Regions from separate parts of the Homo sapiens genome. Here all the other regions are linked to region 3. Evidence: chromatin contacts called from ENCODE Hi-C or POLR2A ChIA-PET data. All regions are on one chromosome and are shown on one strand. Each heading gives the region's core, a stretch centred on a gene start or an enhancer-like site at or near the end of the contact. The rest is flanking DNA. Distances are from core to core; before and after follow the strand shown. Region 1 holds the start of ARID3A (AT-rich interaction domain 3A). Region 2 holds the start of MBD3 (methyl-CpG binding domain protein 3). Region 3 holds the start of CIRBP (cold inducible RNA binding protein). Region 4 overlaps CFD (complement factor D).

Region 1 (3,111 bases), core at 279-2,778, 340 kb before region 3:
CTCAGCCTCCCAAGTAGCTGGGACTACAGGCGCGCGCCACCATGCCCGGCTGATTTCTGTATTTTTAGTACAGATGGGGTTTCACCTTGTTGGCCAGGCTGGTCTCGAACTCCTGACCTCTGATGATCCGCCCACCTCCGCCTCCCAAGGTGTTAAGATGACAGGCGTGAGCCACCGCGCCGGCCCCGGTTGCAGTTTTGTGGAGGGAGGAGGTGCAACTAGGTGGAAGGACAGAGAGAAAGTTGCAATGCCGTGTGCTAGTCTAGGGAAAGGGGAGGGAGACGACTACAACCCCGCCCCCAACACTCAGGACCGGGGACCCGAGCCCGCCAGAGACCCTCCACAAGTGAGGGTCCCCCGGGGTGGCCCCTGCCCGCCCTCCAGGCTCCCCTGGGGCTCACGTCCGGGCTGGAGCCTGGGCCTCTGCGCTTAGCCCCCTGGGGTCGCTTCCCGCGCACACAGCTCCCTGCAGAGCACGCGTCCCCCTCCCGACCGCCTTCCTTGCACCCCGCTCGGTGCCTCAGTTTCCTGCTCTGCGCAGTGGCGACAAGAAGGTTGCCAACTACAGAGAGGAGTGAGGGCTGGAGACGTGCAGGGACCTCCCTGGAGGGAGGCGCGGGGCACGTGGTTGGGCAAGCGACCGCTCAGACCGTGTAAGTCATCACCACCTTCACGGGGGGGTGGTGGGCAGCCGAGCTCCCGACGCTGGTGACAGCCGGGCCGGGCAGGGTCGTCCTGGTTTCACAAAGGGGCTCCGGGTCCCAGCGCGCACCTCCCCACGCCCGCGCCGAGCCCCCGTCTGCAGCCCGTCCCTCCCCAGAGGGAGGCCGGCGGGACCCTGGTTCCCTCCCTCCGACGCCGCCCGCCCAGCTCTGCACCGGGTCTTTCAAGCCCATTTCTCAGACTTGGAAACGGCGGCTCCGGAGAGTGAAGTCACTCTCTCAGGGTCTCTCCGTCTAAGGGGCGAAGGTGAAACTCCGAGTCCACGAGGCCCAGCGTAGGTGCTCCGTAAGAAGGGAAGAGACTTGGTCCCGGATCTGGCTCCGATGCCTCCGGCCAGCCCGCCCAGGCGGAGCCCCAGTCAGTCCCCTCTTCTTCCCCCGGGGCGCTCCCGCCCCAGCCCCTGCCCCCGGCACCCTCTGCGCTTGGGGCCGCGTCGCGCACTTTGCCCACCGTCCCTAGGCCGGGGGCGGGGCCTCCCGCGGCGCTGTTCCCCTTCCCGTTTATTATTTATTATCCTTTAAAGGGGCCGCGACCTGAAAATTTCCGTCCACTCTGCCCGGCTCCCCAGCGCCCCCGGGCTGGTTGCGCGTCGTCAGACCGCGGGAGGGGGGCGAGGGGGCGTGCGGGGAAAAGTGGGGAGCCCTGGCGAGGCCCTCCCGCGCCCGGGCCGCGGCGCTGAATCACCGGCCAGGTATTTGCATCCGAGAGCGACTCGTCCCCTGGTGATTTGTCTGGGGGTGGGGGAGGGGCGGGGCGGGGGCCGGCCGCGCGCGGGGCGCCTCTTACCAATCGGGCGGAGGGGTGTAGACGCGGACGCGGCTGGCGGCTCGGTGAGTCGGCGCGCGGCACAGCCCCGTGGGTCGGGGGCCGGGAGCCAGCGGCGCGCACCGGCGGCTGGAAGCCAGGCGGGCCCGGGCAGGCCGACCCCAGGCGCGGGGCGCGCGCCCCACTACGAGCCGCCCTGCGCGGTAAGGCTGGGGAGCGCGCTGGCCGTTCCCAGCGCGGGTTCCGGTGCCGGGGTGGGCGCAGTGCGTCCTGGAAGCCAAAGAAGGGGGTCCCCAAAGTTGGGCGGAGATGTTGGTGGGGGTCCCGGACTGGGAAGGCGGCCCTGGCGGGCTGGGGTTCGGGGAGTTTTCTCTGCACCCCGCTTGGAGACTTCACTCCCCACTGGATCAATCGCTCAGGGGCGAGCAGGGGCGATCGGGGGTCGCGAGTGCGCGCCCCCCCCTCCCCAGCGGAAGGAAATGGTCTCTGCGCGCGCGCGGGGGGCTGCACCCCGATATTTTATTTCATTTTTATTCTTTCTCCCCGAAATCAGGGATTTATTCGGGAGCCCAGAGAGGAGGGAGGGTAGTTCCCGGCGAGCCTCCCCAGCCGGGCTGGTTTATTTATAAAGTGTCCGCCCCAGCGCAGAGAGGGGCCCCCGGGGGAGACACCGCGGCCCCCGGGCGCCGGGGTGGGTTGGGCCCGGGCGCCCGGTTCCTCGGCGGGGATACCCAGGAAGAGCCCCCTGACCCGTTTCAGGGCCCCCCAGACACAAAAGCGGGCGCAGGAAGCGCTGGGAGCGCGCGTTTGTCAACTCCAACGCTCGGCGCCGGCCCCGGGCGGCGGGTTCAATTATCTTCCGTTTTTAGGCGCTCGGGCTGGAGGGGTTCCCCCCCCCATGCAAATCGGCCGCTTTCCAAGAAGCCTTTGAAATCCGGACCAGGGTTTCTGTCTTCTTATTTCTTCTCCTTCTTGAGTTTTTTTCTCACTTCCTCCAGGCCCCCCCAACCCAGGACTTTCTTAGCCCCCTCCCCAGCTTTCTGCCCCGCCCCTCCCCCTCCTCTTCCCTTCGTGGAGTGAGGGGCCCCTTTCGCCACCCGCGGGCCCGGGGCCTTGCACAACTCTTTAAATAACCATGTTTTGCAAGGCCCGCGCCGAGCGGGTGACCTCTCTCCGGAGGCCTGGGGGGAGGAGGGTGTGGCCCAGGATCCCTCCGCCCCCCACCCCTGCCTGGTCCAACGACCACCCAGCGCCCCGTCCCAGCCTCTCCCTTGGGGCTGTCATAAAATGGGGGTGGGGGTCGAGGACAAAGGGCTCTTGGGGGGAGGGGTCTGAAGGGGGTGGGCGTAGCTAGTTTAGGGTTATGGCGGCGATGGGGGGGCACCCAGCCCTGACCTAGGGGGGAATCTGGGATCCCCACCTGCCCCCTCCACCGGCCCCAACGTGGAGGTCTGTCCTGCTCCCCTCCCCCACCCGGCGACCCGGAAGGGTCATTAAACCCAGCAGGGCTCGGAGCGGGCTGGTGGGGGGAGTGGCTTCCTTTGGCCTCTTCCTTCTGTGCCCCCAAAGAGGGGGGGCTTTGCTTGGAGCTCTTCCGTGGGGGGGGCCTTGTCTTGAAGTTGT
Region 2 (2,798 bases), core at 222-2,721, 320 kb after region 3:
TCCCCAAACCGGGACAGTCAAGAACCACAGAGGACCGAAGTGCACAGTGGACGGAGCGGTCGTTCTGCCCCTCCTTGGCTCGTGGAAACCACCCGCCCTCACCTGGGCGGTCTCCTGCCCACGACCCCGAGCTGTGGGAAAAAGGGGGACCAGCCGCACACCCCCCTTTACCCAGGTGCTCGGCACATGGCAGGCGTCCTCCGCTTTCCCCTCCTGGGGGACCTGAAGGCGCCACGGGACACTGAACCAAGGGGAGGGCGCAATCAAAGCTGGCCCAGAATCAAAAGCATCTTTCCCGAGCCAGGAAAAAAAAAAAAAAGAGGACAAACAGCAGGTGGCCGACTGTCTGGGACTTGGCTGCAGCAGGCGACTAAGTCTTTGTTCCACGGAGGGGGTTCCCTGCGACCTTTCAGAGCAGCGCCTTGTTCCAATTTGGGGACGGGGGGGTCTCTGAAAGCCTTCCACCACCAGTAACATCCACGCAAAGACTACCGTTAGGTGGGCTCGGAAAGTCGAAAGCCTCAGGTCTCCACCCTGAGGGGGCCACGACCCAAGAGGACCAGAGGCCTCGGAAGGAGTCAAGGGGAATACCTTTAAAAAAAGCAACGCTGCGTGGGAGACCAGTCACCCTGAGGCGCTTATTCCCAGGACTGGGGCGAGCCCAAGAACCCGTATTTTCACGCACGCCCTCCCCGATCCGCCCATGAGCCCTGCTCCCCGAAATCCCGGCTGGCCACCCCCTCGGGCTCCGCGCCACCCCAGGAGCGCCCCAAGAAGGCACCCCCTGCGTCTCACGGGAACCAAAGGGACAGCCCACCCTCCACCCCTGCCCCCCGGTAGCATCTGGCCGCCGCCAGGCGCCCCTGGCCCAGCGCGCACGAACAAAGGCCGCAGTCGCCGTCCGGCAGCCAGTCCCTGAACGGCCGGCCGAAAGCCATGCGGCCCAACAAGCGGCGCACGCGCACTGGGCCTCCGCGCGCCGGGCGCACACGCACGCAAGACGCACGCACGCACGCACGACGCACGCGCGGGGCCCAGGCCGCGGCCCGGGGCAGGGGCGCCGAGGCCGCCGCAGAGGCCGCTGGGAGGAGCCCGTTGAGGCCCTGCGCGGCCGGCGCGCTCATTCACCTATAGTAAAAGACATCCCTGTGGCCGGCCGACAGCCCCGACCTTCTGGGCACTTCTTCCCTCTCCCAGCCCTGCGGGAGCGCCGGGCACTCCCACCTCTTCCGCTCCATTGCGCCCGGCTCCTCGGCCCGCCGCCGGGCCCGCCGCCGCCGCCCGGACCCCCACTCGCCGCCGCCGCCTCAGCTGCCTCCGCTGCCGCTGCCGCCGCCGCCACTTGCCGCGGCTGTTCCGGCCCGCGGGCCCCCGCCCTCCGCCCCCAGCCGGGCGCGCGCCGGCTTTGCCGCCCTTTCGGCCCCCTCCCCGCGCTCGCCAGCCCCCGCTCGGGGGGCCCGCTCCGCCCACCCGCCCGCGCGGGGCCCCGCGCTGCGCAGCCGCGGCGCCATGCCCCCGCCCCTCTACGGCCCCGCCAATCAGCGCGCTGGGAGGGGGCGGGGCCTTAAGTGGCGTGCGCGCCTGCGCGCTGTGCCTTGCGAGCTGCCAGTGCCCAGCAGCTGTGCCCGGAGTCCGCGCGGCTCCTTTTACTGTGCCCTGTCTCTGCCGGCCGCCTGGTGCGCGTGCGCGGGGACATGCTTTCGGACTAGTGGGGTCCTTTCCTCCGACCTTTCTCCAGCCCAAGTCTTGGGGACTCTGGCCCAGTGACTGGACCTCGACTTCCCCGCCCTCCTGGTCTCCCAGCTTCCGAGCTTTTTACGAGCGTCCAAATCTGGGGGACTTCCCCCGTGACCACCCCTTCCACGCCCCCAAGTTCCCTCCAGTAGCTTTTTTTTTTTTGAGACGGGGTCTCTGTCACCCAGGCTGGAGTGCAGAGGCGCGATCTTGGCTCACTGTAGCCTCCGCCTCCCGGGTTCAAGTTGTTATGCCTCAGCCTCCCAAGTAGCTGGTTCCACGGACGGCTAATTTTTGTAGTTTTAGTAGAGACGGGATTTCACCATGTTGGCCAGGCTGGACTCGAACTCCTTACTTCAGGTGATCAGCCCACTTCGGCCTCCCAAAGCGCTGGGATTACAGGCGTGAGCCACTGCGCCCCGTCCAGCTGCTTTTTGAACCCTCAAAATCCAGGAATCTGAGCACCCCCCCCCAGCTCCCCGACCACCCCCTGCACCTTAGTCCAGCCACCATCTCTGGCCGGGAGAGTTCCAGGACCTTCCTGCGGAATCGCCCACCCCCTGTTGTCTCCCCTTAACCCCTTCCCCAGCCAGCCAGAGGGATCCTGAAATGGAAACGGGTGGGCTGCCCCCCATCAGTTCCCCCTGACAGCGTCGCTCCCAAGGCTAGGGCTGGGCGGGCCTGCACAGGTGTTCAAGGACTGAGTCTAGCTGCTGTGCTCCCCTGCCTCCAGCTGGAGAAACTGTCCTGGTTCTAAGGACTCTTTTGTTGACATTGGGTCCACCCGATCTGGGATGCTTTCCCATCTGAAGATCTCGTCCCATTTTCAAAGTCCCTTTAGCTGCAGGTTCCAGGGAGTAGGACAGGCACATTCATTTATTGATTGATTGACTGACTGATGGAGACAGAGTCTTGCTCTGTTGCCCAGGCTCGAGTGCAATGGCGTGATCTCGGCTCACTGCAACCTCCACCTCCCGGGTTCAAGTAATTCTCCTGCCTCAGCCTCCCAAGTAGCTGGGACTACAGGCGCCCACCACCATGCCCGGCTAATTTTTTTGAATTTT
Region 3 (2,700 bases), core at 61-2,560:
CCCCACCTCGATCCACTTGAGGGTGGAAGTGAGTCTGAGGTCAGGAGTGGGGCCGGGATTTCCCTGGGATGAGCAGCAAAGCGGGGGTCTCTGTACGCCAACTTCCCCCAGCTTGTCAGCAGAGGGTCATCCCTCCGAAGACTTTCTGGGGCAGAGAGGCAGGGGTCCGCGCTGGCTTCTTCCACCAGGGCTGGGGGAGGCGGCGGCATGAGATGACTCCTGGGCGAGGAGCAAGTGGTGGCCATAGAGGGCCCCCCAGAGGCTTTGGGGCCGCCGAAGAGTAGTGAGTGAGGGTCCTTGTAAAGCTGGTTCTCCAGATGGCGGCGGCTTTAAGACTCCCCTCCGCCAACCAGGCTCAGTAGGGGAGGCCTGTGGAAGGAGAGAAAAGGCCTGGGTGGAGGAGCAGAGTGGGCCTGGCCCCGCGTGGGGAGCGAGTGCGCCGTTGCTGTGCAGCACGGTGGGAGGGGAGGCCGAGGGCCGGGCGGAGTGCTGGGGTGCAGTGGGGACTCGGGGTGTCCGCCTGCACCCGACAGCAGGGACGCACAACACTATCCGGCCAGGCGAGTGTGGGGGTGTGGGCCACGCACCCAGCCGTGATAATCGCGGTTCCAGTGGGAGTTAGGCTTGGGTGCGGGTTGGAGTTTGTAGGCAAACTGGGTTGCGTAAAGTTGGGGTGCACCAAAGTGTGGCGATGTAGGAAGAATTGGGATTGCGAATATTGGGGTTCGCATGAATGGGGTTGTCTCTGTTGGGGTTTTGGTGGGCATGGGGTTGATGGCAGGAATGGAGTGCTGGGGTGCTGGGAAAACTGGGACGTCGGTTGTATTGGCAAGAATATCACGACAGGTGTCGGGGTTCAGATGAAGTTGGGATGTCTGACAGCCGGGTCTTGGTTGGGTAGGGGATCTGGGCTAGGTTGTTATGTCGGGACTGCTGGAGCACAGGCAAAGTCGGGGTCCCAGTGACACCCAGAAGTCCCCATGAGGCCTGAGGCCTGGGAATCGGGGCTAGAGGCCCATTTGTTCCCCGCCGCAGGCCAGGGAGCAGGCACGCGTAACTGGGTCAGCCCCGCCCCGCCCCGCCGCGCGCTGGTCACGCCCCCTCGAGCGCGGGTGGAGGACTGCGGACTGCAAACGTCTCGGCCAATAGTCGAGCCCGACACCAGTCCGCGGGAGGGGGCGGAACCGAGATAGACTCGGCCCCCAGCTCATGAATATAAGACGCAGGCGCGCCCTCTGATTGGCCCAGGATGTGTAGGGGGCGGGGCCCGGCGGAAGCGTATATAAGGCCGGGCTCGGGGACGCCCCCCCCTCACTCGCGCGTTAGGAGGCTCGGGTCGTTGTGGTGCGCTGTCTTCCCGCTTGCGTCAGGGACCTGCCCGACTCAGTGGTGAGGGCCCTGGCTGCACCGGCTCCGAGGAGCTCGGGGCGGCGGGCGGCCTGCGGCGGCCAGGCGAGGCGGGGCCGCAGCGGCACGCCCCTGGGAGGGGGCGGGCCCGGGGTGGAGTCCGCCCCGCCGGCGGCGAGGGACAGCGGGAGATTGGGCCGAGTAGCGGCCAGAGGGCCTCTCCCCGCCGGTCCGGGCCGCCGGCGACCCGGTTGCCGCCGCAAAATGGCGGCCGCGAGCTCGAGGCTGTGCCCAGCGAAATGGCGGGAGCGCCGAGTTCCCGGATGGAGTGGCGCAGGGTGCGCGCGGGGCGCATGCGCACGCGGCGGGGGCGGGGCCACGTGGCGCCCCCGGTCTCCAGGGCCGCTTTCCCGGCCTTGGGGCTGGAGGTATCCACACACCAACGCTTTTGCTTACCGAGCCTTAGTTTCCTCCTTTTCCCATTGCGATTGCATGAGGGAAAGGACGGCCTCGTAAATCTTGGGTAGGCGTGGCCCGTTCTAGTGTGGTTCCTCGTCTGCCACGTCGTGCTTTGCGCCCAAAGTTTGGTCCAAGTTGGCACAGCTCCCAGTGCCAGACTTCCAAGTCTAGTTCTCAGAGCCACTGGGTGGCGGCCATTCCCAGCCAGTGAATGCTTTGTCTGTGTCAGCACTGACCGCCCCCTTAAATAGCCAGTTCTCCTAAATGCCACTTCCCCTGCCTGGAAATCCTGCCTTATCACTTCCGGGGCCATCCCTTCCCGATTCCCGGCCTAGGTCCTGGCTATGGAAGTCAGTACCTGCCCTGAGGTGCCCCCCAGGACGGGGCGGCCTCCCTGACAGCCAGCCCCCCCCCCAGTCTCAGGAGGCATTTTACAGTGAGCAGAAGCACGTTCTGGTCCAGCAACAAGTAGATGTCAGTTGGTTAGGGTAGGAGTTGGCACCCGTTCGGAAATAGGAGAACCTGAGAGTGCAGTCCTGCCCAGGGCACAACTGGAAGGCTGTGGGGGAAGGGAGACACCCATTGTGGAAATGGGTGCGGCCTGCCTTCAGTCTTGGGGGTGGATGGAGTAAATTATTTGAATTAAGAAGTCCTAGGTGGCTGGGTGCGGTGGCTCACACCTGTAATCCCAAAACTTTGGGTGGCCAAGGTGGGAGGATTGCTTGAGCCCAGGAGTTTCAGACCAGCCTGGGCAACAGAGCAAGACCCCATCTCTACTAAAACAAATTTAAAAAAATTATCCAGGCGTGGTGGTGTACACCTACAGTCCCAGTTTCTTGGGAGGCTGAGGTAGGAGGATTGCTTGAGCCCAGGAGGTGGAGGCTGCAGTGACCC
Region 4 (2,500 bases), core at 1-2,500, 410 kb before region 3:
CAGAAGTGGGATCCACGGCAAGTCAAAGCTTGGAAGAGCAGGAATGAGGTGTGGGACCCCCATACTGGAAAGGGCTTGGAGCGGGGTGGGGTCGGGGGAACACGTGGTGAGGTTGAGGCCAGAGGGGGTGTGGCCAGGAGCTGGGGGCGGGCCTAGAGGGGCGTGGCTTGTGGTTGTGGCCTAGGCGATAGGCGTGGCGCGGGGCTATTGACTAGTGAAGACCAAATTAACACGGGAGGGATGAGCGAGCATTGTGGGGCGGGAGCGGCAGCCAGGTGAGGGGGTCTAACACGTGAGGCCGGGGTGGGCGCGGGCCGCCCCTCACGGCCCCGTCCTGTTCCGGCAGGGTGACTCCGGGGGCCCGCTGGTGTGCGGGGGCGTGCTCGAGGGCGTGGTCACCTCGGGCTCGCGCGTTTGCGGCAACCGCAAGAAGCCCGGGATCTACACCCGCGTGGCGAGCTATGCGGCCTGGATCGACAGCGTCCTGGCCTAGGGTGCCGGGGCCTGAAGGTCAGGGTCACCCAAGCAACAAAGTCCCGAGCAATGAAGTCATCCACTCCTGCATCTGGTTGGTCTTTATTGAGCACCTACTATATGCAGAAGGGGAGGCCGAGGTGGGAGGATCATTGGATCTCAGGAGTTCGAGATCAGCATGGGCCACGTAGCGCGACTCCATCTCTACAAATAAATAAAAAATTAGCTGGGCAATTGGCGGGCATGGAGGTGGGTGCTTGTAGTTCCAGCTACTCAGGAGGCTGAGGTGGGAGGATGACTTGAACGCAGGAGGCTGAGGCTGCAGTGAGTTGTGATTGCACCACTGCCCTCCAGCCTGGGCAACAGAGTGAAACCTTGTCTCTCTCTACAAAAAAAAAAAAAAAATTCTGCGTGGTGGCTCACGCCTGTAATCCCAGCACTTTGGGAGGCCGAGGCGGGCGGATCATTTGAGGTCAGGAGTTCCTGATCAGCCTGACCAACATGGTGAAACCCCGTGTCTACTAAAAATACAAAAAAAAATTAGCTGAGCGTGGTGGTGGGCACCTGTAGCCCCAGCTACTCAGGAGGCTGAGGCAGGAGGATAGCTTGAACCCGGGAGGCGGAGGTTGCAGTGAGCTGAGATCGCACCACTGTACTCCGACCTGGGTGACAGAGCGAGACTCTGTCTCAAAACAAAAACAGAAACATTAAAAAAAGAGGAACGCGGGAAGCTACAGATAAAAGCGCAAGAACGGAGAATACAGCGAAGTTCCGGGTCCAGCGCTTCCGTGGGGCTGACGCGGCCACACGGCGGCGCCCTTGCCACACACACACACACACACGCGCGAAGGCCCGCCAGGCATGGGTGTCCCCTCCTGGTCTGGCTCATACCGTTTCCCTTTGCTTACCAAGGGGAATGTGAGCGTCTTCTGTGTGCAAGGCTGTGGGCTGAGACTCAGGTGCACAGAAACCCTTCGAGGCCGTGTTCCTATGACCCATATCCCATAAGGGGAAACTGAGGCTCACAGGGACTGTGCGACTCTCCTGACCTTACACAGAAGCTCCAGGACACAGCCTGGACTGGAGCCCAGAGCCACGGAGCCTGCCTTCACAAACCACCCTGGGTGCGGCCAGACCCACACCAGGACGACGAGCAGCGGCACCTGCTTGCTGGAGGCCCTGGACCTCAGGTCACCCTTCTTGGCAAGGCCAGGGAGGACACCTGAGGCCCTGTGCCCTTTCTCCCACCTGGTGGAGGGGCAGCCAGGCGCTATCGTAGAAAAAGACTGATGGGCCAGGCGCGGTGGCTCATGCCTGTAATCCCAGCACTTTGGGAGGCCGAGGCGGGCAGATCACAAGGTCAGGAGATTGAGACCATCCTGGCCAACACGGTGAAATCCCATCTCCACTAAAAATACAAAAAAATTAGCCGGGCGTGGTGGCGGATGCCTGTAGTCCCAGCTACTTGGGAGGCTGAGGCAGGAGAATAGCTTGAATCCAGGAGGTGAAGCTTGCAGTGAGCCGAGATAGCACCACTGCATTTCAACCTGGGCAACAGAAGGAGACTCCATCTCAAAAAGAAAGAAAAAAAAAAAAAAGAGAAAAGAAAAAGTGACTGATGGGCCGGGTGCCGGTGGCTCACGCCTGTCATCCCAGCACTTTGGGAGGCTGAGGCGGGCAGATCATGAGGTCAGGAGATCGAGACCATCCTGGCTAACACGGTGAAACCCCGTCTCTACTAAAAATACAAAAAATTAGCCGGGCGTGGTGGCAGGCACCTGTAGTCCCAGCTGCTCGGGACGCTGAGGCAGAATGGCGTGAACCCGGGAGGTGGAGGTTGCAGTGAGTGGAGATCACACCACTACACTGCAGCCTGGGTGACAGAGCGAGATTCCATCTCAAAAAAAAAAAAAAGACTGATGATCTGAGAGGCAGGTCCGCTGGGAAAAGGGGGGATGGATTGATGAACACTGTGCTTGGGTGTTTTTGGGGCTATGGAACACTCACCTAGGAATCACACTGACGT

What was found. A loop is a pair of places that touch in the nucleus more often than their neighbours do. ChIA-PET counts read pairs that join two places held with the same protein, here RNA polymerase II (POLR2A). Pooled maps may share reads with other maps.
Region 1: a loop to region 3 is called in a pooled map, with 4 times the contacts of the local background. The contact joins the promoter of ARID3A here to the promoter of CIRBP in region 3. A Hi-C loop is called at or near these places in 5 of 37 single-sample maps with no recorded cell type and 9 of 50 pooled maps. POLR2A ChIA-PET finds 5 or more read pairs at or near these places in 9 of 52 experiments (A673, AG04450, BJ and 6 more).
Region 2: a map of A673 shows a loop between it and region 3 (4-fold over the local background). The contact joins the promoter of MBD3 here to the promoter of CIRBP in region 3. A Hi-C loop is called at or near these places in 3 of 168 maps with a recorded cell type or tissue (A673, CD4-positive, alpha-beta memory T cell and naive thymus-derived CD4-positive, alpha-beta T cell), 5 of 37 single-sample maps with no recorded cell type and 16 of 50 pooled maps. POLR2A ChIA-PET finds 5 or more read pairs at or near these places in 13 of 52 experiments (A673, BJ, CD4-positive, alpha-beta T cell and 9 more).
Region 4: a loop to region 3 is called in a map with no recorded cell type, with 7 times the contacts of the local background. The contact joins the enhancer-like site here to the promoter of CIRBP in region 3. A Hi-C loop is called at or near these places in 1 of 37 single-sample maps with no recorded cell type and 7 of 50 pooled maps. POLR2A ChIA-PET finds 5 or more read pairs at or near these places in 12 of 52 experiments (A673, BJ, CD4-positive, alpha-beta T cell and 9 more).

The regions. Positions count from the first base shown.
Region 1 is chr19:924,507-927,617 of GRCh38, forward strand. ARID3A (AT-rich interaction domain 3A) reads left to right here and starts at 1,529. Exons shown (of 9, transcript NM_005224.3): 1 at 1,529-1,553. RefSeq lists silencers at 389-478, 569-1,498, 1,589-1,658, 2,079-2,318, 2,306-2,498 and an enhancer at 1,703-2,463.
Region 2 is chr19:1,591,394-1,594,191 of GRCh38, forward strand. MBD3 (methyl-CpG binding domain protein 3) reads right to left here and starts at 1,472. Exons shown (of 7, transcript NM_001281453.2): 1 at 1,129-1,472. The coding sequence starts at 1,238. RefSeq lists enhancers at 1-485, 1,863-1,912 and silencers at 723-822, 963-1,262, 1,423-1,472, 1,543-1,612.
Region 3 is chr19:1,268,022-1,270,721 of GRCh38, forward strand. It overlaps CIRBP (cold inducible RNA binding protein), which reads left to right and starts at 1,311. Exons shown (of 6, transcript NM_001300829.2): 1 at 1,311-1,389. CIRBP-AS1 (CIRBP antisense RNA 1) reads right to left here and starts at 2,239. Exons shown (of 2, transcript NR_027271.1): 1 at 1,804-2,239; 2 at 1-369. RefSeq lists silencers at 988-1,197, 1,408-1,567, 1,618-1,927.
Region 4 is chr19:862,746-865,245 of GRCh38, forward strand. CFD (complement factor D) reads left to right here. Exons shown (of 5, transcript NM_001928.4): 5 at 347-896. The coding sequence ends at 493. Among named protein-coding and RNA genes, the nearest start is that of CFD, 4.3 kb to the left of the region's middle. Within about 2 kb of position 1,251, at least 8 of the 41 ENCODE cell types and tissues checked have a DNase peak (open chromatin) inside an H3K27ac peak, as active enhancers do.